Linked DNA regions of Homo sapiens: region 2 is linked to region 1. The links are chromatin loops, found by intact Hi-C in ENCODE. Cell type or tissue: psoas muscle. All regions are shown on one strand. Links, peaks and the distances in the headings refer to the core of each region. The heading gives the core; the rest is flanking DNA.

Region 1 (16,452 bases), core at 2,888-10,887:
CTGACTCCAAAGCCTGTCCAATAAGCACACAAATTAAACACTGCACTTGCTATGAAAACACATCTTTGAGACAAATCCCTGTGCCCAGCCTTCAAATCAGACTGAGGCCCCAAAGCCTTATCCTATGAAGACACTGCTTTGAGGACTTCTGAATTATTCTTGAAATCACTTCCTTTTACATTTGATTTAAAAAACAAAAACCCAGCACCTTACTCTATTACAACACGATCTGACAGTACCTTACCATGCAGCAAATGCACTACATACACACATGGTGAACAGGGTGTAACAGTAAAAACTCAGGTTCTTATTTAAGGTAGGACTCCACCATGGCCTGGGTATTTGAACTCATGCAAGTTATCCAGCCTCTCTAAGCTTTAGTTCCTACATCTATTCAAAATAAGAATAATAGTATCTTCTGGAATTGTTGTAAGAATAATGTGTAAATAAATCATTTGTGATAATGCATGGCATATAGTAAGCAATAAATAAAATGTTTTGATGATTAAAGCCCTTCAATATTTGATACGGATAGAAATAAACACTCTCAAAAACTGACTTACTACAATCTCACATGGACAGGCATGGTTTTGTTTTTATTTTTTTGAGACAGGGTCTTGCTCTGTCGCCTCGCTGGAGTGCAGTGGCGTGATCACAGCTCACTGCATCTGTGAACTCCTGGGCTCATGCAATCCTCCTGCCTCAGTCTCCCAAGTAGCTGGGACTATAGGCGTATGCCACCATGTCTGGCTAATTTTTTTTTTTTTGTAGAGATGAGGTCTCTCTATGTTGCCCAGGCTGGTCGCAAACTCCTAGGCTCAAGCAATCCTCTCCTGCCTCGGCCTCCCAAAGTGCTGGGATTATAGGTGTGAGCCACCATGCCTTGTCCTTTTTGTTTATTAATTATTTTTTGCTTTATTTATTATTTCTTTTGCTTTCTTTAACCTTTAAGCTTTGTTGGGATTTGATTTTGTTTTATTTTTAATGAGAATAGTCTTTTCAAAACATAGGTGAACAAACCTTAACCATCCACACTTAGCAACAACATTTAGCTTCAACTAAAAGCAAATGTTGATACATATGTGTGTTCACTTTGTGAAAATTCATAAACTGCATGCTTATTACCGACATACATTTTTATATTAATGCTACACTTCAATAAGAAGTTTAAAAAGCAGAGGTCCATCTGATGGGAGAAACAAAACTTCAAAACATCTTCAAAATACTATGATGGTATTCCTTCATTACCTCATATAAACCATGATAAAATTAAAGGAAATCGCTACACACAGTACATCTACATGGATAAACACACACAAAAAATTAGGGTGACTGGTGAACAAAGTGAAAAGTTGAAATCCTTTCAACAAATCCCCATGGCACATTTTTAATAATTATCTTTGGGAATAAATAATACAGAACATATTTATATTCCAAGAGTATGAAACATCATTGCTTCCTTTCCATATAGTGCCCCTCCTCAATGGTTTCTACTATTTCTAAATTCCAAAGTGTATTTTAAATGATTTCAGGAATTGATGTATTACACAAAGCAAGCTAGGATTGTACAATAGATTTCCAAAGCCCAGTACAAAGTTTTCTGTGAAGAATTCTTCATAGCCAAATTCTCCACATACTTTAAAAAAATATGCCACTAAAACAGCTCCAAATATTTCTGTTGATTAACTCAAGCTCCCTGTAAACACTTTCTATATTCTTTTTTTTTTTTTTTTTAGACAGGGTCTTGCTCCGTTGCCCAGGCTGTAGTACAGTGGCACAATCACAGCTCATTGCAGCCTTGACCTCTGGGGCTCAAGCAATCTTTCCACCTCAGCGACATGAATAGCTGGGAGAACAGGCATGTGCCACCACACCCAGCTAATTTTTGTGTTTTTTGTAGAGATGGGGTTTTGTCATGTTGCCCAGGCTGGTCTCAAACTCCTGGGCTTAAGCAGTCCATCTGCCTCAGCCTCCCAAAGTGCTGGGATTACAGACATGAGCCATTGCGCCCAGGGACCTATTCCTTATTATAAAATAAAAAGCAGTTTTAGCAACCAGGCAGAAAAGTTTATGTAGTTGTAGTACCCACTGCTCAACACATTGGTCTAAATTATAAGAACATCATAGTTTTACTGACTACAGGTGTAGTACATGAGTCTAGTTCTTAAAAATGTTATACATAAATGTATTTGGGAAAAAGTAAAAAATCGCACTAATCCTAGATATAATCAGTATAAAAGACAATTTACTTAATAGTCTTCCATATTCTCTTTTTCCTTTATGGTTCTTTTTCTCTCTTATACCCTAGCATAATGGTTAAGAGTTTGGGCTCTCTCAGGTCAGTCAATTTCAATACAAGTGGCACTTTACAGTTGTGTGTTTCTGGGTAACATGCATTCCTTCAACCTCTTTGAGATTCCTCATTATACATGTTTTCCTTACTTGTAAAATGGGGATAACAAGAGTTGTCACACCATACAGGCTTTTAAAGATGAAAATATAAAATGCATATCACGTGCAGGGCCTGGCAAGGGTAAGAGACAATAAGTGTTCATTAATTATTAAACAGCACATAAATTTTTAGATTAGCCTAGTGTTTATATGTGTGTATGCAAATTCTGCCAGGTTTTGGTATCAGTGTTATGTCAGTTTTGTAAAACTGAATTAGGAAACTCTCTCTGAACCGAAACTGTTTAAATTAGTTCATTAAATTTTTAAGACAGGGTCTCTGTCAGTGAGACTCCAGGCTAGAGTGCAGTGGCACAATCATGGCTCACTGTAGCCTCTACCTCCTAGGCTTGAGATCCTCCCACTTCCGCTTCCCAAGCAGCTGAGATCAGAGGTACAGGCTGCCACATCATGCTAATTTTTAAATTTTTTGTAGAGATAGAGTCTTACTATGTTGCCCGGGCTGGTAAAGTTGAAAATCACTCACTCACGAAACTATCTGGGCCTACAGGTTTTGTGCATGTGGGGATTGTTCCCTGGCAATTTCCTCAGTTTCTTTCATTGTTACTGGCACATTTTCAAAGAAAAAAAAATCTACATTATTACCATTCCAAAAACTTAAAATATTTCAATGCATTAGCTCAAATGATATAGCAAATCCTTATACTGTTCTGCATTATCCCATCATCCCTTAAAATATAAACAAACAAATCAAGTGTCGTCAAGATTAATGAGGAAATTAACGAACAGCTAAAAGACAAATTATCCTCTAGTTGATACTCTAAAAGAGTGTTACTAAATCAGAACTGGAATCTAGACTTATTTAGTAATTCAGCTAGGTTACTTTGAACAGTAATTACTCTGGATGCCTTTGTAAGCTTGCCCTACAAATCTATCACAGGTGAAAGATTCTAATACAGGTCTCCTAGTCACTTAGTAATAAATTCAAGATAACATTATACTATAGAAAACGGGAAAAATACGATCTCTATCATACAGTGACTTGTAAGAATCCAAGTGTATACAGAAAAGACTGTAAACTACAAAGAGCTGTACAAGATGTTAGGCAGTGTTATCTTTACATTGTATTCAAGACTAAGGCAAGTAATGTTTTCTTGGCATGGAGGTTAACATGCAAAGATGCTGCTTTGGATGTTAATCTTCGTGCCAAGTATGTTTGGATGTTAACCTCCGTGCCAAGAAAACATACTTGTCTCTATTAGCCTCCTTACACTTCCCAATGGCGTTTGTTCTCTAATATCCTCATTTTTATGGATTATGTACCTGCTATAAATGTCACATAGATAAACATGTGGTTTAATTAAGGGGAAAAAAGGATTCAAGTGTCTGGTCAATGTACTTTCAACTAAAAAAACTCACTACAGCGCTGTGTAAAAAGTGTTCTCTAGTCTCTGTCTTTGGGAGTCTTTCAATATAATAAACTATAAAATAGAATACAGTGGTACCCCTAATGTAGTGATGACGGAAGCAGCTACTATGTTAAGGACGTCATATGGCTTTATCCACTCAATCCCCACAACACTAGGCTATATATTATTGACACATACTAGTCACCCAGCCAGAAAAAGCTGAAATCTGAACCCAAGCAATCTGACTCTAGAGTCCACAAGTTTAACCACTACCAGTACAGGATCCTATAGATAAACTACTTAGAATTTATTACTAAGTCATAATGAAAGTCTCATTTCAATTAACGCTTGGATAAAAAATGTATATTATATATAGATTGATAGTTATCTTCTAAATGATCACTGTATTAGACCTACAGCTGAAACAAGTTTGTTTTCTTTTTCTTTTTTTTTGAGACAGGGTCTTACTCTGTCACCCAGGCTACAGTGCAGTGGCAAGATCACAACTCACTGCAGCCCCCACCTCCCAGGCTCAAGTGATCTTCCCAACTCAGCCTCCTGAGTAGATGGGACCACAGGCAGGCACCACAACACCCAGCTATTTTTTTAATAGAAACGGGGTCTCCCTATGTTGCCCAGGCTAGTCTCAAACTCCTGGGCTCAAGCGATCTTTCTGCCTTGGCTTCCCAGAGTGTTGTGATTGCAGGCATGCGCCACTGCGTCTGGCCAGTATTTGAGTGTTTCTGAAAAAATCCTGGCTTCTCTCTTGCACAGCACCATCAAAAACATAAAGGTCTAAGTAAAATGGTCTTTTCTCCAGAATTCCCCAAGATAATGTTTGAAATTCCATTGCAAATCCTTGTGGAGTTATTTTTTAACAAAGTCTAATCCTAGTGTAACTGTGTCATGACAATTGGCTTTCTTTAGTCTTTGCCTAGATTCTTCTTTTTGTAGCCAGGATAAATTACAATTTGGCCATACATCTCAAAAAGTAAGAGTCAATGAGAATGATCTGTTTTCTTATTGGAATGTCCACATTAAAAGCTTAATAGTATTGGTGGGTTGTGTATGTGTGGGTATATGTAAACAGAATCAGTTATGAGGTAAACAAACAGGTAGTTTTTTTTTGGGGGGGGGTATAGTAAATTTTAACCAGATGTAAATGTTTACTTTACTTACAAACTAAGTAGATTAATAAATATCAGAGTAGTCACTACCAGACAGGTAAGTGTTTTAAACATGCAGATTCCATATAACTCAAAGAATTTTAAAAAATCATAAAGGGCAATTTCTGCTATGAAAAGATGGACTTTGACAAGAATCTTATACAATATGTACACAGCAAAGAATAAAATGAGGTAAGGCATCCTTGAATACAGGCAGTTTAGCTACAATAGAGTCTCTCCCAGAATGGAAAATTCATACTACCTGCTCATAGGTATGGGAGAAATTAGTGGTACTCCAAAAAAACTGAACAACGCCAGGGCAAACTATGTCGAAACAAATGTTAAAGGAAAATGCTCCCTTACGGCATAAGTCCACCAGATTTTTAAAATCCTGAGTCACAAGTTTATTGGCTTATTCTAGAATCAAGACAGCCATTCTGGATTATCAAAGGAAAAATGTGACAACAGAACAAAACAAAACGATCTGAATGAATTTGTATAACTGGTATGCAAGTCACAAAAATCACTTTCATCACCTCACTTACCCAGTTGGATAATAGAGATTATCCAGTGTAAGACAAGAGCTATTAAAGCTTTTTCTTGATTTATCTCAGGTCATTAATATGAGGACTGTTCCATGTACCATGCTATAGGTAAATGCATTGCATAAGCATTTAATGCTCATAACCTTGGGAGGTAATTCTGTTATTTTTGTGAAAGAAATAAAGCTCAATGATATGTAAAAACTTGTCTAAAGTTACACAGCTAGAGCCAGGCTCCCAAATTGATGTTTTTTTAATGCCATATCACACAGACTCTTGATTGACAAACATCAGTTTTCATGATTAAATGTTATGTCAAAGTTGTGGGCAGTGGACTGAACACACACTAATCAATCACTGTTTAAAAAATCATCTCCCACCTAAGTCTTTAAATAATACATTATTTCCGAATGTGTGTGTTGAGGTAGGAAAGGGGAGGGAGGAGATTACAGATAGCTGGGCTTCCCAGTAGCTCCTTTCCAACAGAACAATGGAATTTTGTTCTAAAAGTTCTTGTTTTTATTTTGCATATGCCACAAAATAAAGTAGAATAGGGCAAATGCAGAAATCATGTAAAACCATAAAATATAATAAATCATTAAACTGTCACCTAAAAGATCACCTTTTAGGAGGGAAGCTTCTTTCCTAACTTTAATCTTCGCATCATCCTGCTGATAAGTTTCCTGGTCTCGTATCTTCAGTACTTTCAACATCACATTTAGTGGGAACAGGTTAAATGGGTCAGCTTACAAATGTTTTACCAGTCAAAATATTATAATGTAGCATTTCTAACAACAATTCCTTGGCAATTTTCCAAAAGAAGAATTGCTCTAATATTGAGAATTTTGGTTACTATTTCTAAAACACACACAAACAATTATTTTCATCAGTACTCTCTAAATATGTTGAAAATGACCCTCTTTTTTAAAAAAGGCCAGTTACACTAACTGTTTATATAACTGCCTATCTTTTATGTGCTATGTGTTCACTGAAATGGAAAGGAGACAAAAATTTTCAAGATCACATAGCAAAACTAAGACACATCAAAGGTGTCAAATGTTAGGGGAAATTTTTTTAAGTTATTTTTAGAAGCAACAGAGGTGCTAATTTCCTTTTTTTTTTTTTACCCAGGAAGGCTATTCTAGGTGATTGAGTATTTTCTGGGAGAAGACGTTGCCAACTCTATTTCTGACAAGAAACTGACCAACACAAACCTCATTTTAAAAAGTGTTCTTTGAAAATGTGTACAGAATGGATAAATAAAATGTGGTATATCCATATGATACAATATTATTCAGTAATAAAAAGAATGGAGTAATGATACATGGCACAACACAGATGAACCTTGATAACAGGATGCCAAAGTAAAAGAAGCCAGTCGCAAGACAGCACATATTCTATGATTCCATTTACTATAACTGAATTGTCCAGAATAGGCAAACATACAGAGACAGAAAGTAGATTAGTAGTTCCCAGGAGCTAGGAAGAGTGGGGAAGAATAGGTCATGACTGCTAACAGGTACAGATTTCCCTTTGGGGTGATAAACATGTCCTAAAATTGATTATGGAGACAGACATACAATTCTGTATAAACTTAAAACCATTGATTTGTACACTTTAAGTAGATGGATTATATGGTATGTGAATTACATTGCAATAAAGCTGTTTTTTTTAAAAGGTACATATACAGGTATGCCAGGCATAAGAACCATCTACCTGTAATTATACTAATTAGCTAAAATTAGTAACACTTTTTTGCCAAAATCATAAATGCAGGATATAATAATTCTTCCATATTTTAAACTACTTTTCACCACTTACATGTTGCAGTGGCTAGTATTATTCAATTAGTGGTTAAAGGCACAGGCTGGGTTACAATTCCTAGCTTTATCACTTAGTAGCTATGAAATTACAGGCAAGTTGCTTCCCTTCGCTGAGCCTCACTTGACTCTTTTGTAGTGAGAATTAGGAGCACCTACTTCTTAGGATTGTTGTAAGAATTAAATAGGATAATCCCTATAAAGCACAGTGCATGGGGCAAGATGCTCACTAAACACTAGCTACTAAAATTCACCACTGAAAGTTTCTGAAGCCCATCTAGTCCATGTTCTACCCTATACAATGATCTCATCTTATTCATTTTCAGGACGTTATCCCTGGGCCTCTGTGGGATGGCTAGGGGGCAGTTAAAGGAAGATTTTGCAAAAAAGAGTAATAAGTTCCTACTCTCCACACTGACTCCTCTTTCATAACAACTATCAGCCTCCTTGCTGCCAAGAATGGGCAAAGAGATAAGCCAAATGTTAGACCACAGGCAGGGTTGTTCCTTCACTTAACCTGAAGAGGGCCTCAGCCTTTATGCAAAGTCAGATCTCCCCCAGAAGGCAATCAGGCTTGTAGCTGGGGACTCTAAGACATAACTCCTTTGATAAAGACTTTTCCAAGTGTACCAAAAATAAACAAGCAACCTCTGTATATTAGTTTCACAAATGGCCAAGCTTTTAATGGATTTCTTAAGTTTGATATGACAAGATTTAAAAAGAAGGCAACCAAAGCAGATAGAACCTGGAATTTTAAGGTAAATAACAGAGGATCCACTAAGTCCACGTACAGATCAGTAGCAACACTCCAGCTTCCTGCCCTTCTCATCACTGGCGCTGAATAAGTTACACATTAAACACTATCAACTCATTCCTTCTACCTTACTTTATGAGGTACACCTAATCTCTGACCTAACAGAATCTTGCCATTCCAGTTGAAAAATGGCAGGTTGGTGTGACTTATCCTCTTACATACAGGAAATAGCATATAAGGAAAAAGGAAAGTTCTATATGAATGTTAGTTTCTCTGATTTTTTTTTTGAAAAACAATTTTAATATACAACAGAGTAGAGGGAAAAACAAAAGCATCCACATGCCTACAACCAGATTTAATAAATGTGAACAACTGTCATTTAACACATTTTATTTATTTACAATTTCAATGACAATCTTTAAAAGTTATTTGAAGTGTTTTCCACTAAATGTACAACAGATCAGTTCCAAATACTTCAGAAAAAAGATTCCATGAGCATCTGTTTCTGGTCTTAGAACTGTAGTGACATGGCTACATTGTCCCTGCACCAAATGAGAATGTGGACAATAGGTCCTGGGAAAATGTATTCTGTGGTCAAGACAGCTGTGGGCAAGGTATCACCCTCTCATTATTCAGAGATGCTCTGATATGATAAGAACCATAACTGAACACTTATATATCCCAGATCATCTAGCAACAGGTAAGTTTTACCTATTTTATAGAAGAGATCACTTATTCAACAGATTTTAAAAAGAAAAAAAATCTTTAAGAGGACTCAGTGATATTAAAGGCTTTGGTAATATTAAGGGGAAAAAAGACAATGTCTTACTTCAAATAATTTAACACATTTGAAAAAATTAGTAATGTGTATATGAAAATTTAAGATGGCAAACGTGAGACTGATAATAAGCAACATAGAAATAACAGAATAAAGTTGTTAATTCTTGAAGGAATTATTTTAGGATGAGTTCCTGGAAAAAGTATGCTTTGTTCTAAAATCTTGAAAGATTATTAGACTTAAATATGCAACAGGTATGAATGTTGGAGATCATTTCTGAGCAAACAGTGGGGAAGCAGGAAAGCATTCTGGAAAATTACATAGTGTGAAACAGGCACACTGTGAAAAGTTTCTAACCATAAATTAAGATGTTTGGACTGATAATGAAGTCAAGAGAATCTGTTAAAAGTTTTGGTACACTCTACTGCTCTAGAACACCTCCTCTTCTTCATCTGTCAGATAAACTAGATCCTCCTTTGAGATCCAGTTCAACTTCCATGGTGAAGCATTCCCAAAGTTGCAGTGCAGTCAATGGCTCCATTCTCAGTATCCACAGCACTTTGCATTTATCTGTGTTACATTGAATAGTGTTTCCCAAACACTGCATGAAAAAATCACTGGGCAGCTTGTATAAAAGACAGCAAGGCACTGTTATTCTTTTTGTTTTGTTTTGTTTTAGACGGAGTTTCACTCTTGTTGCCCAGGCTGGAGTGCAATGGTGCGATCTCAGCTCACTGCAACCTCCACCTACCGGGTTCAAGCAATTCTCTTGCCTCAGCCTCCTGAATAGCTGGGATTACAGGCATGCACCATCACGCCTGCTAATTTTGTATTTTTAGTAGAGATGGGGTTTCTCCATGTTGGTCAGGCTGGTCTCGAACTCCTGCTCTCATGTGATATACACCACCCGCTTTGGCCTCCCAAAGTGCTGGGATTACAGGCATGAGCCACTGCACCCGGCACTGTTACTCTTTAACCTCCAGGAATTAGCAGTCGGAGGAAGCCAATTTACACCCTAGAGAGGAAAGTGCTAAGACTACCTTCTTATATTGTGATGAGATTCTATAAAAATTTGTTGTTCCACATGTTCATTTTTTCCATGTCACCAAACTTCTCTCTAGTGACTTAAGTCTATTAAACACAAATATGATTTGCCAGAAATTCTACTTTTAAAACCAATGACTGAAAAAAAAATACAGTGTTTTTTTCATATAATATATCAAAATTATAAAAAGCATTAAACTATGCCGGCTGTTCTTCATTAAATTAACTCCTGGAACATTTAAGTAAATAGGTTTCCTTCTCTTTAGAAACTTGTATCCATAGACTTCTGCTTGCTTCTTCTTCTCATACATTCACCATGCTAACACGCTTGTTAAGATCAAACCAAAGCACCATTGCATAAAGGGATATTGCATTCAATACTGATGGGGTTGCTCTCCCATAGAAGTGCTTCATTCTCAGCTACAAATATTCCCAGTTTAGAACAGACAGCAACAACAGAGTTTTAAATTGTCAGCATCAACAGCATTGATATTTCCTTTCCAACACCCCCGCCATGACCCCTGCCATCTCCACTCAAGAGTGCCAAGCAATTCTGGAAAATATGAACTGAATAAGGGAAGATGATCAAAATGCTGGCAACCCTATTAATAGTGTCAGTTTCTTTAGACTAATATATATTTATAACCTAGACCATAACTGAAAACAAAAAATATATTCTAATCTGGTGCCTTCAGTGATTTTATAAACAGCCAAAACAGAATACATTATTTTAAAAGTCATAAATACTTTTTAACTTTAAAAAGTTAAAAATCCCAACAGGGTTTTCATGTAGCTTAACAAGCTAACTCTAAAATTCATTCAAAATCCTATTCCAATTTGGGGGGAGGAGGATATCCTATCGGATATCAAATCTATAAAATGATTCTAATGAAAACAATGTGATACTGGCACAATATAAAAACAGTTCAACGAAGGAGAATACACTAGGAAGTTCAAAACTGAAGCCTGTACACATGGTAATTTAGTATTAACAAAGGTGGCAGTTTAAGTGTGAAAAACATAAAACATTCAATAAATGGTGAAGGGCTAACACCACTATTTGTGGGAGTGGGGGAAGAATCTTCAAATCATGAATACCTCACATCATACAAAAATAAACTGCAGATGGACTGAGGAGCCAAACATATGAAAGATACTAGAAGAAAATGTAGGCCGGGGGCGGTGGCTCATGCCTGAAATCCCAGCACTTTGGGAGGCCGAGGCAGGCAGATCCCGAGGTCAAGAGATGGAGACCATCCTGGGCAACATGGTGAAAGCCTGTCTTTACTAAAAATACAAAAATTAGCTGGGCGTGGTGGTGCGTGTCTGTAGTCCCAGCTACTTGGGAAGCTGAGGCAGAAGAATTGCTTGAACCTGGGAGGTGGAGGTTGCAGTGAGTCAAGATCACACCACGGCACTCCAGCCTGGGTGACGAGGCAAGACTCAGTCTCAAAAAAAAAACAAAAAAGAAAAGAAAATGTAAAGAGAGTATATACTAATTTTAGGAGTGACAGGAGTGAAGAGAATAAAGCTTTCCTAAGCAGAAGGCAAGAAAAGCCCCCAAAACTAATATTATTAATTTGTAATATTGACATATTTTATTAAAAACATTTAAAATTTCTATAGCGCACAAGATATCACATTGTTAAAAGACAACACTAGACTGGGAGAAAATGTCAATGATTCTAATGTAGTGACCATAATACTTAAAAAATTCCCACTGGGCAAAAGGATATATTAATAAGTAAATCAAAGAAAACTCTAATTGAAAATAAATAAAATTTACAAATAAACCACTTCACCACTAGTAGTCAAGGAAATACAAATTAAAATAGTAAAATGTCATTTCCACCCTAAAGACTGGCCAAAAAAAAAAAAAGGACTTCTGTTGATAATGGTTTGGGAAATACACTATTAGTAGTAGTAGAAATTAATACAGCTCCTCTTACCCCCCGCAACTTTTATTTTAGATTCAGGGGGTACATGTGCAGGTTTGTTACATGAGTATATTGCTTGTTACATAGGTGAGGCTGAGATTTGAGGTATGATTGATCCTATCACCCAGGCAGTGGGCACAGCACCCAATAGTTAGTTTTTCAACCCTTGCCTGCTTCCTTCCTTCCCCCATCTAGTAGTCCCTCTTTATGTCCACGTAACACAGACTTGTCCATCTTTATGTCCACGTAACACAGCCTTTTAAAAGAATATTTGTATTTATATTTTTAGTAAGCTCAGTAATTCTGTTTTTAATAACCCTACAGATATAATCACATAAGTGTACAAAGATACACTACACACACACACACATAATGACAAAATTATAGTGCTCCGTAAATATTAGCTATGAGCCAGACATAGTTCTAAAAGCTTTAGAAACATCAACTCATTTAATTCTCACAGCAATCCTATAACTTAGGTTCTATTATTTTCATCCCCATTTTGCAGATGAGGAAACCAAGGAACAGAAAGGTTGAGTAACTTGCCCAAAGTCACAGAGATAATAAGCAGCGGAGCCAAGATTCAACCCAGGCATTTCAACTTCAGTACCTGAGCTCTTAACCACCGCTACTACTAGGTAGATCTACTGCCTTCCAAACAAGGATGTTCACTGCAATATTGTACATCATAGCAAAATGCTGGTAACAGCCATGTCAGGAACTGTAAAATAAATAATGGGCTGCTCATGATGTAAAATATAAATGATGTAGAATCAACATACACACAAATATTTATAATAAAGTGGAAACAAATGAGACACAAAAAAGATTTAGCATAACTTCATTTGTGTCTTAAAAGCAACCTCTGTATGCAGTTTTGTATATATGTATGTTCATTTGTTCAGACATTTTTCTAAAAAAATTACACACAAAATATTAATACTTAATACTAGTTTCTTCTGGGAAGGAAAACAAGATTAGGACTAAGGGTGAAGAGAGATTTTTCACTAGTTATTTTATGTATCTTTTTATTAGGTGACTTCTTTTATTAATACAAATGGCACGTTATTGCTTTTCCATTAAAAACAAATTAACCTAATAAGCAAACAGGGAGGTAGAGCCCCAGGTTAGGTAAGATGCTAATATCACCAACAGCACTGGATCTACCCTCCTGCAAAGCAGTTACATTTGCTATGCTGATGGCCACAGACTGAAGACGCCAAAACTCACCAAGAGTTGTAAACATTTTGATGCTGATTATAACACAGTAAGATTGTCACACATTATTGCAAGAATATATAAAACATCATTAGTGAGAATCAAACTGGCTGAGTTCAAATTGTGGCTCTACTATTTACTGGCTGTATGATTCCAGGAAAGTGACTTAACCTCTTGATATCTCAATTTCCTCATTATAAAATGGGGATCAGTATTTACCTTACATGGTTAATACTTATAAAATCCTTATAACACCTGCACAAAATATAGATTCATTTTGTTAGACAAAAACAAATAACTTAAGAAAATACATATATGTACATGCTGATGTTAAGCTAACAGTACCATCTCCCTTTCCAAAAACATAAATAACCTCTGCAAAACAAACTAAGTATATCATACATAGTAAGTGTATAAGTGTTGTTTTGCAAAACTCTTTTTAGGCTATGTAGACACATGTATGAATATGGTACCATAATGTAAAATTCACTTCTCTCATGTTCCAAAGAGTGTCAAATCCACTATAACTAGAGCATATTAGTGAGTGGCTTAGGGCTTTGTCCTCTGCTGCTACATCCTGAGATCAAACCTCACCACATCAAGCCTAGCATCTATATACAGCATCTTTCATTTAAGAGGGCTGCATAGTAAACACACTGTTTCAAACCTTAATATACACACAAACATCCTGTCTTAAACCAAATTCAAAACACCTTTCTTCCTAAAATATATTTTGTATTGTCTCTAGATTAAATCCATATCACTATTAATATATTTTTAATCAAGACTAAGCAATTCTCTCCCTGAACCTGTTATCCTCCCTAGTCAAAGCTCATCCTGCTGTTAAGGCAACTTAATCCAAATCCTCACCTTTTGTAGGTTTATTTATAAACTTTTTGTTCTGTCACTTCAATGGACAACACAGCTAAAAAAATTTTAATTTTATAAAAATCATTAAATTCACTCTGCCAAAAGTAAGAATTTTATTATTTGTAGTAACTATGTTTCCAGAATAAAGGCATTACATATTATAATTGGCCTATTAAAATTAGGTGTTGAGCATTAGGCTTATTTCAGTGATAAATCAACTTTAGGTTGGTTCTCAAAATATTTTTCCTAGTACCCTGTCTGAGTCTCTCCAACACGTACACTATTTCTCCCATATCATGTCTTACATTCCCTATATAACTTGTTTAAAATGAAGTTAATTGTAAAGTCCCAAGAAACTCTAGCCTCGTTCCAGTTCTTTTGTGTGTGTGTGTGTTGTGGGGAGGGGGGAAGGAGACTAAAATTAATCTTAGATCCTTTACTCAGTATCTCCTAGATCTTTTTTATGTACTGAAAACAGTAATTTGCACATCTTATATAAATTCACTGAAAGCCGATTTAGAAATTCTTCAGTTCAATCCCCTCATTCTGCAGATGATGAAATCTAGATCTAGAGAAGTTAAGTAACTTCCTCAGAGTCACATGCTTTGGACTGAAATGATGTATGATTATGGGACCGCTAACGTTGTCTCATCTACTTGAAGAAGTAGCCCATGATTACAAACATTAATTAACCACATACATTAAAAGGCAGTATATTCTCTAGAACTTTTCAAAGTACTTAAAAATAATTACTTAAGGCATTTAGTGTTAAGTCTCATTTTACAAAAAAACAAGCTGAATCCCAAAGGTATTACTTCCTTGTTACCATATCAAAGCTAAGGATAAGACTTATTCTTCATGAATTAACTGGTGCTTAAAACATAGTATAATATTTCCTCCAAATATTTCATCTATAAATTTTTACTTTCAATAAAGTTTCTCTCATTGTCTTTTAAAGGAAATAATTTTCTGATATGAATAGAAAAATCATAATAAAGTCATTAAAATGAAATTTTCTCTGAATCTCATACCTGTCGTTCATCCTCCATGACGTTACTAGCAAATTCAAATACTAGGTCGTTCTGTTGGACAACAGCAGCCATAATAAAGCATTCCCCTTAGATCCACATGAGAAAAATTCCAAGAAGATTCACGTATCAGGCAGCAAAATCCAGTGACTGATTTGGGTAAAAAACCCTCAGCTCTGTCTGTGGAGTAATTGTATACCCAAGTTTTCTTTAGGGAAGGTGCTTCAGTTTTCCTGGTTCATTGATATTCTAGTCAAATTGAGACAATTTTTCTGAAATTTTTCTTCTCTCAAGCTTCTTGGCCTAAAAAACAAAAGCTCAGATTAGTTATGAAAAAGCAATCACCCACTTAGGATATAATAACTGATACAGAGGGCAGTATCGCTAAAGCATTTTTTTATTATTAACGTTTTTAAATAAAATCGACACGACTAATGCACATACGCTCTTTTTTAAAAGTTACATATTTTATTTGAACAGTTTGCTCCTGCTAAGATCATCTGTCACTACTGAAAATTATGCCTCTCTCCCCCACTCTCCAGTTAAACTACTGTTAAAAGTACTCAATATTAAAAAAAAAAAAAAGGTCAAAAAACCCCAGCAATAATGAGGGTTGTAATCGCAATAAAGGATATATAAACAATTTCCTTCTTTTCACCAACTCAGCAAAGCACATACATAGAAACTGCTACCCAATGAGTAATTTCACAACGTATATATTTTCACCTTTAAGAGGATTTATATAAGGATTTAAAATCAAATACATTTAAAGTTTAGTAAGAAGTATTTTTAAATCTTTTAAAAATAAGCAGAAATTAAAGCCCACTCTTTCTGTTCTTTAAAAAGGCTTCTGATAAGTAAAATGTTTTAAAAATTACCATGCTTAAGCCTGTCTTCAGTGGCTTCTTTTTTAATGCACTGAAATGTATCCTTATCTCTAGTATAGGCTTGCAAGCAACAGGAAGGAAACAGCACTTGACCACGTCATGGCAAATTAGAACATGCAAAGAACTGCACTTTACAATAGTAGAAAAACAGAAACGCAACTTAGTAGTGAAAACAATTTCACAGCGAAGGGACAAAGGCTTTTAAAATGTCTGCCAAAGATGTTTGCCTATTTAAAAAAAAAGTTATCAATACTAACAAAAGGAAAAAATTCTTTAGGTGTTTATCACAATCTTACTACATTTTCATCAAATGATTATGGCCTGAAAAGAAAGATACAAAAATAATCACATTAAATAACATTAGTTCTTTGAATTAGCATTTACAGTTTTATTACAAACACTTTAAAAAAGAAGTTGACTCCAAGGAAAGGATGGCCAGTAATTTCCTAATAATTTTAAAGAGACAAGTCTGGGGATGAAGCTGATCTAGTGAATCAGTTTCCCTGAAAACGTAAATCCAGCTAGTATGTGTCAGCCAAATCACTTAATCGGTTTCCTAATTTCTGTAAAGCCAAGTCCCTATGTGTCCT
Region 2 (16,452 bases), core at 3,316-11,315, 250 kb after region 1:
GCTCACACCTGTAATCCCAGCACTTTGGGAGGCTGAGGTGGGTGGATCATGAGGTCAAGAGTTCAAGACCAGCCTGGCCAAGATGGTGAAACCTCATCTCTACTAAAAATACAAGAAAATTAACTGGGCGTGGTGGCACACACCTGTAATCCCAGCTATTTGGGAGGCTGAGGCAGAGAATTTCTTAAACCCAGGAGGCAGAGGTTGCAGTGAGCCGAGATCACGCCACTGCCCTCCAGCCTGGGTGACAGAGCGAGACTCTATCTCAAAAATAAATAAATAAATAATTTATTTTAGACTTTTTCATTATGCTTGAATATTTTCAAAATAAAAATTAGGGAAAACATTCCTCTTTAATGTTTACATACAAACAATTCCATTGGCCTTAAAACTCTTAACTAGTCTTTCTTGGCACATAAACTCTTCTCTGAGGAGTAACTAAAATAATAATCCTTTCTTTTTTTTTTTTTTTTTTTAATTTTTTGAGATGGAGTCTTGGTCTGTCACCCAGGCTGGAGGGCAGTGGCGCGATTTCAGCTCACTGTAACCTCCGCCTCCTGGGTTCAAGCGATTCTCCTGCTTCAGCCTCCTGAGTAGCTGGGATTGCAGGCATCCACCATCATGCCCGGCTAGTTTTTGTATTTTCGTAGAGATGGGGCTTCACCATGTTGACCAGGCTGGTCTTGAACTCCTGACCTCAGTGATCTGCCCGCCTCGGCCTCCCAAAGTGCTGGGATTACAGGCATGAGCCATTGTGCCCAGCCATTCCTCTCTTTTTAACTTGAAACGTCTTCGGAACAATTACTAAATACATCATGCCACTCTGTATTACTTGGTGATTTACATGTTTAAATCCTTCAGTCAACTGCAAGCTCTTTAAGGTAAGGACTGGGTTTTATATAATGCTGCACAAAACTGATCTCAGTGTATTACTCATATTACACATCTATTGATGCTCATTAAGTTAAGCCAGCAAACAATAACTTTTTTACTCCAGCTTGCCAGGAGTAAAAAAAAAAAAAAAAAAAAAAGAAATAGAAGTCAAACAAAGAGTCTATTTAAAATATCAGCTTATTGTTTATATAGTGTGGAATTCATACAGCAATCAAAGGGCTTTACTGTCTGTACCCAGATGCTCATTGTTATTGAATGACTCATATTCTTCATAATTTTTATTTAAAAGTTGCAGTCTAAGTCTTAACTTTAACATGATTAACAGTATTATGGTTTTTCTTTATGTTTTGAGTTTTTTTGTAGACATGGGGTCTATTTTGCCCAGGCTGGTCTCAAATTCTTACCTCAAGAGATCTTCCCCCTTTGGCCCTTCAAAGCACTGGGATTACAGGCATAAGCATCCACTATAGGCCAAGGTACTTTGTATTTAAATAAAAGGTTTATAAGGAAGTCTAAAATTCATATTTTACTAAATTTTACCATATTTTCCTGAAGTAGTAGATTAAAAATATATTTAAATTAATTCATAGATGGCTGGGGAAAAAAGGCATATAAAGAGAACAAGTGACTTGTCCTAAATGACACAATCAATTCTCAATACTTTCTCTTTTCAATGATGCATGCTTATTTTCTACTTGATGAGTTGGATTGTACTTTACAGGAAACCTAAAATAAATTCTTAGGTCAGGAAATGTGACTTCGATTAATTACAAAACATATATTTATGTGTAATGTGTTCTTAAAGCTGTAATTTACAAATATTCATAATGATTTCCAAGCTTCAGTCTGCCTCTTGATATAGGTCCATTTCATTTATATAATCATAAATAATAATAAGTTAGTATTTATTTTGCTGATTTAAGGTGTTCATCCAAAAGTTCAGCAATGGCTTCTTCATCTGCTGATTGAAGCAGTCTCTGAATTAGCTGATCCAGGCCCTTCCCACCACATAAAAATTCCTGGTAAAAGAGAGAGCTATTATGAAACCTAATGATTAGAAATATAAGCAAAGACTTTAGTGTTTATTTATTTAATTTCTTTGCAGTCATTATTTAATAACAATAAAGGATTACTAATGTTCTGTAATACAATGAACACAATCGCTAACTTGGGAAGATCCCCACTCTGTAGAAGAATTCAGTTAGCATTTTATTTTAAAATAAATCTTCTGAGATTTGGATTTTCCTAACAACTCCAGAGACAACAAAACAAAGAGATCTAGATGGACTTTTGAAACTGACCACCTCCCTCCCTTTAAAATTCCACTGATTGGCTTTTATGACAACACCATTCTAGGCTCTCAAACCATCTTTAGGAGAACGGGTTTGCTGGATTTTCTCTTATTGTACCCTAAAAAAAAAATGCTTTTATTCTTGTCCTGAAAATTCTACCCTTTTCACTCACATTATGTTATTTCCCAGAGGAAAAAGACTGAAAGGTCTCAATTCCACAAGCAATTTGTTCCACAAGCATTTTGTGCATTAATGCACATACTGCTCCTTGCCAACTCCTCTGGATCTGACTGAGAGGAAGCCTCCCCCGACCATTCAAGCTCACCCTTCTGCTAATCCTCAAAGTTTAGATTATTTCATCTGTAAGTGGTTTATGATAGTTTTTTATTTTTAAACCGAAAACATGATGATCTAGAAGTCCTGTGTAACTGAAAAATATTTTTGTTGAAATATTTAGGGGTGAAGTGTCTTTGAGGTCTGCAATTTGCTTTCAAATGGTTCAAGAGCAACACAGGTTTATAGAGAGACAGAGGAAATGGTGGGGGGAAAGAGAAGGAAAATACAGTAAAATATTAACAACTGTTGAATCTAGGTATAGTCTATATTGTGCTGATTGACTAATCTTTTTTTTTGAGACTGGCTCTTGCTCTGTCGCCCAGGCTGGAGTATAGTGGTGTGATCTCGGCTCACTGCAACCTCTGCCTCCTGGGCTCAAGCAATCCTCCCACCTTAGCTTCCCGAGTAGCTGGGACTACAGGCACATGCTACACACCCAGCTAATTTTTTTTTTTTTTTTTTTTTTTTTTTTTGTAGAGATAGGATTTTGCCATGCTGCCCAGGATGGTCTCCTGAGCTCAAGCGATCCTCCCACCTCTGCCTCTCAAAGTGCTGGGATTACAGGTGTGAGCCACTGTGCCCAGCTGACCCAATCTTTAAACATTATGTAAACTTGAAAAAGTTTGAAATAAAAAGTTGAGAAAAAAAATTTTCATGTTTACCACTAAATAACTCCACTGGGTGAAAACTGTTTTGAGTTGACTTCCCTGAAGTCTCGTCTACAGTTCTCTGAAAAATGACTAAATTAATGACTTCAAGAACTTTTCCTGTATAACAGAAATTCTGTGTAGTAAAGTTGTTGGGATTAATGAATTTGTACATTGCCATTTTAGAAATGCTTGAAATTTAGACACTGGCTTAATGAAAATACTTTAATGTTGGCATCTGGAACACAAAACATTTAGTTTTGATATAGTTATGAACTAATCTTATAGTTAAGTCTTTCTTGAATGGTCTTAAAGTTGAACTTTAGGAAGTGTACACACACATCTCTCAAATTAAGGTAAAGGATATATCTTACTATTTCTGTATTCCCCAAAGTACCAGCATATAGTAAAACCTCAAACTCTGAAATTAAACAGAAAGCAAAAACACTATGATATAACTTTAAAATTAAGGTTTATATCACTTTGAGCAAAATATGAAATTGCTTTTAAAATCAGTGTGACTAGGCCAGGAGCAGTGGCTCATGCCTGTAATCCCAGCATTTCGCAAGGCTGACGCGGGCAGATCACCTGAGGTCAGGAGATTGAGACCAGCCTGGCCAACATGGTGAAACCCCGTCTCTACTAAAAATACAAAAATTAGCCAGGCGTGGTGGTGTGTGCCTGTAGTCCCAGCTACTCAGGAGGCTGAGGCTGGAGAATTGCTTGAACCCGGGAGGCAGAGGTTGCAGTGAGCCGAGATTGCGCCGCTGCACTCCAGCCTGGGCAACAGAGCAAGACTCTGTCTCAAAAAAAAAAAAAAAAATGTACCTGGTACTCAAATTATTATAGTATTGCCAAGGTAATCATCTTTGGAATTGATGTAAAAGGATTATCCCTCTACTGGGAGTCAAACACATTAGATTCAACTGGATTAACCAGAGTGCAGGAGATACAAAGGTCAAAGATGAATGAGTCATAGTTCCTAACTTTCAGAGGCTAACAGTCTAAGTAGAACAGCTAGACAAATACATAAGCATCACAAAACAATATAATAAATTAAAAAATGAAGGAGAAGAAAGGAAGGATTGTAAGGAACCATGAATTTTGAAGAAAGGTGGCATCAGGGAAAGATTCAGGAAGCCAGAAAGTTTTGAATTTGGTTTTACAAAGAGAATAGTATTTTCCCGAATAGAAATGAGCTGGGCATTTCCATCAAAAGAAGGAGTATTAGAGGCTGGGTGTGGTGGCTCACGCCTCTAATCTCAGCACTTTGGGAGGCCAAGACAGGCAGATCACTTGAGGTCGGGAATTCAAGAACAGCCTGACCAACATGGGGAAACCCCGTTTCTACTAAAAATACAAAATTAGCTGGGCATGGTGGTGCATGCCTGTAATCCCAGCTATTCCAGAGGCTGAGGCAGGAGAATCGCTTGAACCCAGCAGGTGGAGGTTGTAGCGAGCTGAGATCACACCATTGCACTCCAGCCTGGGCAACAAGAGCAAACCTCTGTCTCAAAAAAAAAAAAAAAAAAAAAAGAATGAGTATTAGGACAGGAAAACTGCTGGGGGCGCGGTGGCTCAGGCTATAAACCCAGCACTTTGGGAGGCCAAGGTGGGTGGATCACTTGAGGCCAGGAGTTCGAGACTAGCCTGGCCAACATGGTGAAACTCCTTCTCTATTAAAAACACAGAAAAATTAGCCAGGCATGGTGGTACACACCTGTAATCCCAGCTACTCAGGAGGCTGAGGCAGGAGAATCACTTGAACCCAGGAAGCAGAGGCTGCAGAGATTCCACCACTGCACTCCAGTCTGGGCAACAGAGTGAGAATCTGTCTCGGAAAAAAAAAAAAAAAAAAAAAACAGGAAAACAAAGTACATTTAAATCTCTAAGGCCAGGGGAAATTTCCAGTGTAACTGGAATATAGAGCAGGAGATAAGGCTGATGTCAAGAAATCTGCACAAGGACATTGAGAAACAATAAAAATGTGAAACAATACATTATATGGTAGTCTGTGCTTATTAGCTCGATAAATAAAAGTAAGAAAGTTACCTAACAGAAGAAGTCATAATGAGAATACCAGGTGATCTCACAGAATCCAAGGATAGGAATGTGGAATGTGCAGGGTCACGACTACCACCCGTGGAATGAGACTGAGCCTTGGGAATAAATAAATGTAGGGACTCATATCATCAGGGTTCTTTCTGTCTATTTCTCATTTTTGCTTTTCTCTGTGTATCAATTTCATTCTCTTCTCACTGAAGATGCTTTCTCTTGGTGGCTGAAAATGTGGCCTCTAACCTCTTACATGCTTTATATATTGCAGTTTCAGCCACCAAGAGAGAGAATAATCCTCTCCATCTCTGATCTTAAAATCCTGGGAAGAAACTCACTGGCTAGGACTTATTTGGGTGTCCACTCCAAACAAATCCACTTTTGTCCTGGGTCAGGATCACGATCATGTAAGAATGCAGCAGCTCTGTCAGAAACTGTGGATGTGGTACGAAGGGCAAGTTCTAGAATAAGGGAGGAAAGCTAGGCAAAAAGTTCCAAAAACGCTCACATTCTTTCCTATCTACCCCTTCCATTTGTCCAACAGCTGTTGCCCTGGGGTTAAGATCCTTATCACTTTTCCAGCTTCATCTATGATTTGGTTCCTAAGTTATTCACTCTTTTTTTTTTTTTTTTCTGAGACAGAGTCTTGCTCTGTCGCCCAGGCTGGAGTGCGGTGGTGCGATCTTGGCTCACTACAAGTTCCACCTCCCGGGTTCATGCCATTCTCCTGCCTCAACCTCCCCAGTAGCTGGGACTACAGGTGCCCACCACCATGCCCGGCTAATTTTTTTTTGTATTTTTAGTAGAGATGGGGTTTCACCGTGTTAGCCAGGATGGTCTCGATTCCTGACCTCGTGATCTGCCCACCTCGGCCTCCCAAAGTGCGGGGATTACAGGCGTGAGCCACCGTGCCCAGCCAATTATTCACTCTTACTAGTCTCTTTACTGTCCTTCACACAGATTTTAATGTTTTACTACAGCTACCTTTTTTCATGCTGTTTTCAAACTTTGTTCCTTTCACTACTATGGAATGTCTTCTTCCAGTAGACTAGTTAGTGATTATTAGAGCTTACCAGTGTTATTTTCCTTATTACTTCTGAGTCTGGCATGCTAGTTTGGTTAGTGATATATTATTATTTAGGCCAAAGTCAGATATTTTATAACTACAGAAGCCAGTTAGTTACCTTCCCTTTGTTTCACAACCGAATACTATACTATGCACCTATGGTCCCATCTAAAAGATATTACTGGTCATAAGAATGTGGCTGTCTCCGAAAAAATTGTCACTACTAGAAAAACAACTGAAAGAACATAGTGTAATTAGAACAATATGGCCAAACACGTTTCGTTAATACTGTGTGTTTCCGGAGGAAAGGGAAATTAGCAAATATTTTCCTCCTTTTCAACATGGCTATGTTCCTAAGCAAGATAGCCTTATCCTGCTGAGGAGACAGAGGATGTGGCATAAGACATACAGAAATTGACAAACATATTAACCTTGTATAACTAGGACTTTTTTACAAGGTATATTTCCCTTGTAAAACTAGGACTTTAATTTTGAGAATAGGATGGGACAGAGTCAAGTGAAAGAAGCCTTAGGTATCACATGGCACCAAGGAAAAACATCAAAGATTTCTGTCTGCTGCCTTTTCCACATAGTCCTTTATGGGACCAGTTCACTTTCTCCTTCAGTGGCAACAAAAAAGACATTTTTCTGTGCTTCATCATTAATATATTTATATATTTATGTCAGTGGTCTTTGCTGGATGCGATTTAGATAGGTTAATGTTCAAACAATCTTGACCGAGTCTTTTCCCCAACAGCCTAACTGTAACACCTCAATCTAATGAAGACACATTGTGGTAGGGAGAATTCTAAGATGCCCCCTGGTGTACACACTGTGAATAACTCCCTCTCAGTGCAGACAGGACCTGTGAAAATGATGGAGTATCATTCTAGTGCCTAGGTGACTAAGCAGCTGACTTTGAGTTAATCAAAAGGAACATTATCCAGGTGAGCTTGACCTAAACAGGTGAGCCCTTAAAAAGGCCCGAGTCATTCCTGCAAGAAGAGATTCAAAGTGGGAGAGAGTCTCTGGAGGTAGCCACTGGGAAACAACTTCCAACAGTATTTACGCGCTGAAAAGCAGCCTCCAGCTGACTGTCAGCAAGGGAATGGGGGCTTCAGTCCTACAATCGAAGGCAATGGCATTCTGCTGGCAACCACATAAACTTGGAAGAGGACCCCAAGCTCCAGAAGAGTATGGAGCCTGGCCATGCCTTGATTTCAGCCTTGTGAGATCCTGAGAAGATAACTAAGCTCAGTTGTCCCTAGATTTCTGACCTACAGAAATCATGAGATAATACTTTAATCATGGGTACTGCTTTAAGTTGCTATATTCGTGGTAATTTGTTACCTGTCAATAGAAAACCAATACCCATGTATATATGCAGACTGAATATACGTTCATGCATTGTGATTGCATAACGAAGAATTTGGAATTTAGAAAAGACCATTGTTTCAAAATGGCATAAAGATCATTATTTTTTTAACCAGCAAACTAATAAAAGTGTTTGTAAATTTTAGGGTGGCTTAATGATTTAAATTACTTGGTAATATTTTAGATATACTTGGTAATATCTACATATATGTTCTAGAATTTGACTATATTTTCTTCTGAAATCAAAGGTAGGCAAAGCATACTCAGTAGTATTACCTTAATATCACGAACTTCATATGCTATCCTGTGGTCACTGACTCTATCCTGGGTGAAATTATATGTCCGAATTCGCTCTGACTGGGCTCTTGTTCCCACCTGTGCCATAACAAAAAGCAATTTATATTTTACCTTTATAAATGTCTTCATTACAATGGAAAAAGCACTTGGCAAATGACCATTTCAACAATTTAGATACTTTCTAAAAGACATATATACAAAATGACAAAGAAAAAGAATGGGCAGAACTTAATGTTTAATACTACAGGTTTGTAGAGCTCGGTTATAGAATAAGAAGGAATGTTTCTTTGATATTTCAAACTCCAAATCCTTAAAATCAAATTAATCATCTTTCCACTCCAATCAGTTCCCCCTCCTGGTTTCTATAAATGACAGTACCATGTATTCTCTTTTATCCAAGTAGAAAATTCTGACATTCTGCAATTTATCAAACATTTTGTGGGTCTGAGTTTACTATGCCAGGCTTTGACAAAGATGCACACGGCGGGAGAGACCATCTTCAGTTCATCCCATTCTCCAACTGCCCATTTCCAATTGGTTTCATGGGTCTCTTATTATATCCTGCCCTTTCCATTTCTCCTCTCACTCATGGACTCATTACTTTCACCTACAATTCTGCAAAAATCTCCTGATTAATCTCCAATTTTTTTGCTCACATTGTGCTGCCCTGCTTACTCTTCCTACAGTACAGTTTTCTGATAAATTTTCTTTGGTTCCTTCTTGTCTACTGAGCAGACACAACTCAACTCAGCATTCAAGGTACTTTGTAACGTGGCCAATCTTCCCAGTGTTATTTCTGAAAATTACGTTAATCTCCATAATGCCACTAATAATACTATGTCATTATTATGTGTGTGTCGGTTATCTCTGCTATAAAACATCATCTCAAGGGATGCCCTTCTCTAATACTCTCCTACCATTTCTGCCTTTCTGGCCCCAGCAATTGAAATACATTCTCTTCTTCCCTGAAATCCACTGTACTTGGAATGTTCTTCATGGCACACCACAGTTTGTCTCATGCTACAGTTATTTGCATTCTTCTTAGTCTGCTCATCTCCTCCACCTCCCCAACACCCGATATACACAGCACCCTGTGTCAATTGCTGTCACTTTTTAAAATAAGATATTTCTATAACTTATTGTCTTAAACCCTAAGGCAAGTGATATGAAACTAAACTCCTGACCATTAGAAGAATTTTTTTAAATTATGGATTCCTAAGCCCAACCTCAGATATAATGGATCAGAATTATGTATTTTGAGAACATCCCAGATCATCTCTTCTGACAATCAGCCAAGTTTGGAAACCACTGTCCCAAAGCACCATATTAATGGCCAGGACCTCACTCCAGATCAGTTACATCAGAATCTCTGGGGTGGGGCCTGGGCATCTACGAAAGCTTGTTAGGTGATCAGTGGAACCAGGATTGGGAATGTGGCATAATGCCTTCTGTATAAAAGCCAAGTGTATATCTTGGTTGAAGAAAAAAACTTCTAAGCCTTAGAAATCCCTATTAAAACATTTCAGGTAGGTGGATAAGTTATTCAAGAGGCAGTGACGTCTTTTTTGGCTTGTCAATCAGACTACTGAAGAAGACACATGAACAATTTGCATAAAGCCAATCTTGAATACCTATTTTAAAAATTACTTTGTGGGCTGGGTGCAGTGGCTCACACCTGTAATCCCAGCACTTTAGGAGGCTCAGGCGGGCAGATCACATGAGGCCAGGAGTTCGACACCAGCCTGGCCAACATGACAAAAACCCATCTCTGTAAAAAATACAAAAATGAGCCAGGCATGGTGGTGCATGTCTGTAATCCCAGCCACTCGGGAAGCTGAGGCACAAGAATCGCTTGAACCCGGGAGGCAGAGGTTGCAGTGAGCCAAGATCGTGCCACTGCACTCTAGCCTGGGTGACAGAGAGAATCTGTCTCAAAAAAAAAAAAAAAAAAACTTTGTGCAACGCCTGGTGCCAAAATGTTAAACGGCAAGTAAATCCAAATGTCTTTTTAAAATTCAAATGTGGCAGAGTTCATAGTGTCTGTGGTTATCACTTATTTGCCAAGAAGTGATGGTGTGTACCCAGGGTATATTGTTTGCTTGTTAAAAGCAAAAATAAGTTATGGTTTGTAAATGAGCATTCCTATCTGCAAGTGTATACACTGATGATGCACTACAATCTGGGATTACCACTAATAGTGTTAATATTATTTATCCTGTCACTTTTATTACCTGCAAGTTAGCGTGTAGGTAAAGAAAGCTAGAAACGTGAAAGTGTGAAAAAGCTAGGATACATCTAGATGAAAAGTATAACTAATGCTTAGGTTTAGACAATTCATTATCCTAAAAGGCCACAAAATCTTCCAAATTTAAATTACTGTAGCATAGCCAGGTGTAGTGGCACGTGCCTGTAATCCCAGCTACTCAGGAGGCTGAGGCAGGAGAATCGCTTGAACCAGGGAGGTAGAGGCTGCAGTGAGCCAAGATTACGCCACTGCACTCCAGCCTGGTGACAGAGCGAGACTCTGTCATTAAAAAAAAAAAAAAAAAAAGAATTTAAATTATATATTAGGTTTACTTAAAATAATGACATTTATTCATTTTGCTTAGAATTCATCTATTTATCTATTTGAAAAAGTAACACTATATCATATATATTGTACAAAATTCAAAAAGTACCAAATGGTACATAATGAAAAATAAATTTCCTTTCTACCCCTTGTCCCTAGTCTCCATCAGTAGTATTCACTGTTCCCAGTTTTTTGCAGTGCCATTTGTATTTGATCTCACATAGAGTTATAGTACAAGCATAGGTTTTAATTTTTAGAAATAAAAAACGTTCTTAATTCTCAAAGAATTATTTGTCTTTTAAACCGTTTTCTTCTTAAGACAGTAATGATATAAACACAAGAGGGAAACAACTAGGAAATAATTTTTAGTTTATACATCTTACATTTACTAACTTGCAAACTGGTATGCCCAAGTTTAGCCATAACCCATCAGTTCATTTGTACTGAGTTACTGCTTATTTACAAAGGAGCACATTTCTCTATGCTCTAAAACATTCCCATTTAAGCAAGAACAAACACTGCATTCTCTACAGAAAATGACTTTTCTTTAAACAGTCACTAAATTATTATACCAAGTAAATCTTACCTGCAGTTTTCTAGCACTTTGTTGCTGACGCTTGTCTTTCTCAATAATCTGCTGGTAGAGTCTAGCTCTCAACACACGAAAGGCTATTTCTTTATTTTTTATCTGTGATCTTTCTTGTTGGCATTCTACTACTAGCCCTGAAAAATAACAGGGATCAGAAGGTAAACTGTAGCTTCCACCAAATTAAGATAGAACCAAGGAACAGTTAAATGAGACAGGTTAATCAGGAAAAGATCACAAAAGATACAAACATTTTAGGTTTAGCACACTTCAGAAACTAGCTGGGTTATGATTATAGCTGTAGTTGGCTCTTTAGATTCTGATATGTAAATGAGAACTCCGTATGAGCACCCAGAAAGCAGCAGCATCCACAGATGATTACCTGTCCTTTCAGTCCCCGAGCTTGGCCTCTTCCTCCTAGCTCATCCGGGCATTTCTGCAGCTCAACAAACAGCAAACTACTGCTACTCCCTATACTGCGCTGCTCCATTCTCTGTCCAACTCAAGAAGAACTTGCCTTTTCCCCTTTCAGTCACAAATATACACAGAGCTGAGGTTTTAAAAATACCTTTATAATGGCTGGGCGCAGTGGCTCACACCTGTAATCCGAGGATTTTGGGAAGGCAAGGCGGGTGGATCACAAGGTCAGGAGATCACGACCATACTGGATAACACAGTGAAACCCCATCTCTAAAAATACAAAAAATTAGCCAGGCGTGGTGGCATGTGCCTGTAGTCCCAGCTACTTGGGAGGCTGAGGCAGGAGAATCGCTTGAACCTGGGAGGCGGAGGTTGCAGTCAGCCGAGATTATGCCTGGTGACAGAGCGAGACTCCGTTAAAAACAAAAACAAACACAACAACAAAAACCAAAAAAAAAAAAACTTTATAGAAAAAAGCCAATGAAAAGACGCTACTCAGAGTCTTTAAAAAGAAGAATTTATAGTGAATGTTTCTGAGTTTTCTGAGTTCTAAATTTCTAAGTTGTTCTGCGTAGTCTAAGTTAGCTGGGGTCCAGCTAATCAATACATCTAACCTCACACAAGTTTTGGCTAGCCAGCTTCTGCATTTGGGTGGGTTTGGCCCACTGTGTAGTCCAGTTCCTGGTCCAAATCCAGCTCTGAAACGATCACTTCTTGAGGCTGTGTTGTTCTTAACTTTGCAGCTACCACTCTGAGGTCCGTGTCAAATCCTGCTCCTCAGTACATTAGAGGAGAAAGGGATTTTCTTTCTGAATCACAGAAACTAAAAACCAAAAGCCCCATTAGCTTAGCCTATCTGCACCGATACAGTGGTAAATATTTTGCTGGAGATGTAAAGAATTTCTATAAAGTTCTATTCTCTGAACTATGTTTTCTCCCTGTCTAAATAAGCTACAGTCACTACCTGCTAATACTTTTAGTAGGGCACTGAGGTTTCACCTCTACTAGTTTAATCACTTCCTGACTGCTTTACTGCAGCCATCTGGTTGGACTGGGGGCACTGGCTGGCCCCCATCTTCCAGGTATTTGTCTGGAGTTTTCTTGACTCTCGTATCCTTTTTGTACTACCCAAAAGAATATGAACATTTCCATTTTAAGACGGCCAGGCTTTCATGAGCTCTCCTCCACATTCCTCTTCTTGTCAGCTGATCTGTACTGATTTTTGCCTAAGCACCTGTATTATTCCTATCTACTCACTCAGGTTAGAACTTTTAGATCAAAACTATTACTTTCCAGCTCAGTAATTCCTAAGGGAATCACTTTATTATGTATTTTATTATAATGTACTTTCTATAGAGGAGTATTTAATAATGAGTACTCCCTTAAGAATAGAAGATGTAGAGGGAGGGAAGGTGTACTGAATAATAGAAGGGGGCTGGGCACGATGGCTCACACCGGCAACCCCAGCACTTTGGGAGGCAAAGGCGGGTGGATTATTTGAGGCCAGAAGTTCTGAGACCAGCCTGGACAACACAGCAAGATTTCGTCTCTACTAAAAATACAAAAACTAGCCAGCGTGGTAGCTGCACCTATAGTCCCAGCTACTCAGGGGGCTGAGGTAGGAGGATGACTTGAGCCAAGAGTTCGAGGTTACAGTCAGTGAGCTATGATCATGCCACTGCACTCTAGCCTGGACAACAGAGCAAGACCCAGTCTCAAAAGAAAGAAAGAAAGAAAAACAAAGAATTACAGAGGCCATCTTTTACTCACCAACTGGTAATAAACTAAAAAAAGCCCACTTTAATGCACAAAATATTCATTTGTCTTCATCCTTATCTTGGGATAAATTTTCCCAAGAAAGGTAATATTCCCCTGTATAAACATTTAACCATACCCCTATGAATAACTCTTCCAATGGTGGAAAATGAAATTATCTAGAAGCAGTGGTTAGAAAAAAAATACGATTCTTCCATGACATGGAGAAAATAGAAGAATGAGCTATATAGTTCTCACTTTGAATTCTAGCAGGGACGGTTCCTAGTCTAAGGTCTTAGTATGGAAGAAAGAATGGGAGAAATGGAAGAAAGGCTGAGTTTTCCTTGAAGCAGATGCTGAAACCATGGCAATCCTCAAAATATGGAAGAAGTAGGCTGAAGAAATCACTTGGTCATAACTGCATGGCTTCATAAGGGTTAGGTCTTGACATGCCTTGCTTGCCTAAAGGGAAGGTTTGAGGGTAGGCCTTCAGGCCTCTTTGAAACCAAAGACTCAGATCTAAGTGGCTAAAAAATAATTGGCCCAAGGTAAGTCTGGCAGCACAATGATAAGTCACTTTCTTTTCCCTTTATTGTTAGTTGACATGTAATAATTGTACATATTTATGGGATATAGAGTGGTATTTCGATACAATGTGGAATGATCAAATCAGGGTAATTAGCACATCCATCACCTCAAAATTTATTTATCATTTATTTGTGTTGTGAACATTCAAAATCTTCTCTTCTAGCTTTCTGAAAATATGCAATAAATAAATCTATATTAACCATATTCATGCTATAGTGCTACAGAACACCAGGACTAATTCCTCCTATCCAGCTGTAATTCTGTATCCTTTACCCAACCTCTCTCTATCCTCCTCTCCCCCTTACCCTTCCTAGTCTCTAATAACCACAGTTCTACTCTCTGTAAGTCACTTTTTGTAAAGTCAGCAATTTATGGCTACATAGGGTGGTTTTACAACTTGTAAGTTTTAAAGTATTCTGGTTTGTCAGAGTTTTGATCACCTTTTACCCAATTTTTTACCCATTTTAATTTTTAATTCATCTTAAGCTAATTATTACTGTTCTGGACTGTGTATAATATAGAATGATATCCAACAATACAGGGTTTAGGTGAAACACATTAAGTATTCAACAATTTATGGACTGTTGAAATAAATTATGGCAAGTTACAAAAAGTATAACCTCAGGACGGGCATGGTGGCTCATGCCTGTAATCCCAGCACTTTGGGAGGCCGAGGTGGGCAGATCACTCTAGGTCAGGAGTTCGAGACCAGCCTGGCCAACATGGTGAAACTACGTCTCTACTAAAAATACAAAAATTAGCCAGGTGTGGTGGTGCACACCCATAGTCCCAGCTACCTGGGAGGCTGATGCAGGAGAATAGCTTGAACACTGGAGGCAGAGGTTGCAGTGAACCAAGGTTCACTGGCCACTGCATGCCAGCCTGAGTGACAGAGCTAGACTCCATCTAAGAAAAAAAAAAAAGTATAACTTCATTTTTGGGGAAAAAATGGCATATTTTTATATGTACAGAAAAGAATTTGAAAGGATGTATACCAAAGATATATGCCAACAATGGTTACTGGGTTATTATTACGGATGTTTTATGTTCTTTTGCTCATGCATATATTCTTTTCTTTTTTTTTTTTGAGACGGAGTTTCACTCTTGTTGCCCAGGCTGGAGTGCAATGGCGTGATCTCAGTTCACTGCAACCTCTGCCTCCCAGGTTCAAGCAATTCTCCTGCCTCAGCCTCCCGAGGAGCTGGGATTACATGCATGCGCCACCAGGCCCAGCTAATTTTGTATTTTTAGTAGAGCTGGGGTTTCTCCATGTTGGTCAGGCTGGTCTTGAACTCCCGACCTCAGGTGATCTGTCTGCCTTGGCCTCCCAAAGTGCTGGGATTACAGGCGTGAGCCACTGCACCGGGCCTTTTTTTTTTTTTTTTTAACAGTTTCCTATGGAATAAAAATCAATAAAGGAAACAAGAGAAAGTATGAAATTATCCTATTTTGGATATTTAGGTTGTTTTAACTTTTCATACAACAAACAATACAAGCAATCATAATCATGTCTGACTTCAAGATGGTTTCCCTTTTTTTTTTTTTGAGACTGAGTTTTGCTCTTGTTGCCCAGGCTGAAGTGCAATGGCATGATCTCGGCTCACTGCAACCTCTGCTTCCTGGGTTCAACTGATTCTCCTGCCTCAGCCTCCCCAGTAGCTGGGACTACAGGCATACACTACTACACCCAGCTAATTTTTTTGTATTTTTAGTAGAGACAGGGTTTCACCATTTTGGCCAGGCTAGTCTCAAACTCCTGACCCTCAGGTGATCTGCCTGCATCAGCCTCCCAAAGTGCTGGGATTACAGGCGTGAGCCACTGCACCTGGCCCCCACCCCGCTTTTTTTAAATCACACTACAACAAGAACAAAGAACAGAAACACAAACTCCATCTGAAATAAAACTAGGTGATATATATAATCCCCAAACATGATCTATTAAAGACAGAAAGTGGATGGAAGAATGGTAAATGACTTAGCAGCTGGAAGGAAGGTGAGACTTAATTCCCTGTAGAGGGAGATGCTGACCAGAAACTGGCCACTTTGCCCTGCTAAGTGCCAGAAAGGCTCAGAAATAGAGACACCAGGTATTTCAGAAGTCAGGCTTGAGGAGCTAGGGCTAAATACAGAAAGCCTATAATAACAAATAGATCCTCAAGTCTCCTTCCTCAATCTGCAGAAGGCAGGAGGTATATTTCTGGATAATTAAATCAGGAAAATTCCAGACCTGGGACTAGTTATAAGGGAGGGCAAGTATGGAGTATGGGCGGGAAGACAAGAGGATTAAGTAAACAACTGCTATTGAAAGGTGAGACCTTGACTTTACTCTCAGCTGTATCCTGGAAGATCCTTCTCAGGAGAAAACAAACTCACAAGAGAAAAGGTCTACAGATATAGACATCTGGGGGTCCCTAATAAAAAAGCTGATTAATCCTCTAACTGCTCCACAGTGGAACTCACTAATGGGTATGTGGATAAGTGCACTCAGAGCTTCAGAATCTGGCTCTTAAATATGTACAGACAGCCAAGAATTCCTAGAAATTTCCAACATGAAAGTAAGAATGGGCTGAGTG

The links. Peaks named below come from ENCODE experiments on the same cell type or tissue, not always from the same donor. Only the 100,000 strongest peaks of a DNase experiment are listed, where the experiment ranks them.
Region 2: it touches region 1 in a loop (2.7-fold over the local background); 2 of 110 quality-filtered maps call a loop at or near these places.

Annotation. Positions count from the first base shown.
Region 1 is chr13:40,967,005-40,983,456 of GRCh38, forward strand. It overlaps ELF1 (E74 like ETS transcription factor 1), which reads right to left. Exons shown (of 9, transcript NM_172373.4): 2 at 14,979-15,278. The coding sequence starts at 15,050. Among named protein-coding and RNA genes, the nearest start is that of ELF1, 44 kb to the right of the region's middle. RefSeq lists an enhancer at 7,972-8,121 and a silencer at 11,121-11,312. In psoas muscle, for the core only: a CTCF peak has its summit at 7,841; no DNase peak of the experiment used is centred there; H3K4me3 peaks cover 819 bases; H3K27ac peaks cover 623 bases.
Region 2 is chr13:41,215,316-41,231,767 of GRCh38, forward strand. MTRF1 (mitochondrial translation release factor 1) reads right to left here. Exons shown (of 10, transcript NM_004294.4): 8 at 11,117-11,253; 9 at 7,941-8,039; 10 at 1,054-1,913. The coding sequence ends at 1,800. All of the region lies in intron 3 of KBTBD6-DT (KBTBD6 divergent transcript), which reads left to right. Among named protein-coding and RNA genes, the nearest start is that of KBTBD7, 29 kb to the left of the region's middle. RefSeq lists a silencer at 7,035-7,084. In psoas muscle, for the core only: a CTCF peak has its summit at 7,115 (motif pointing left); no DNase peak of the experiment used is centred there.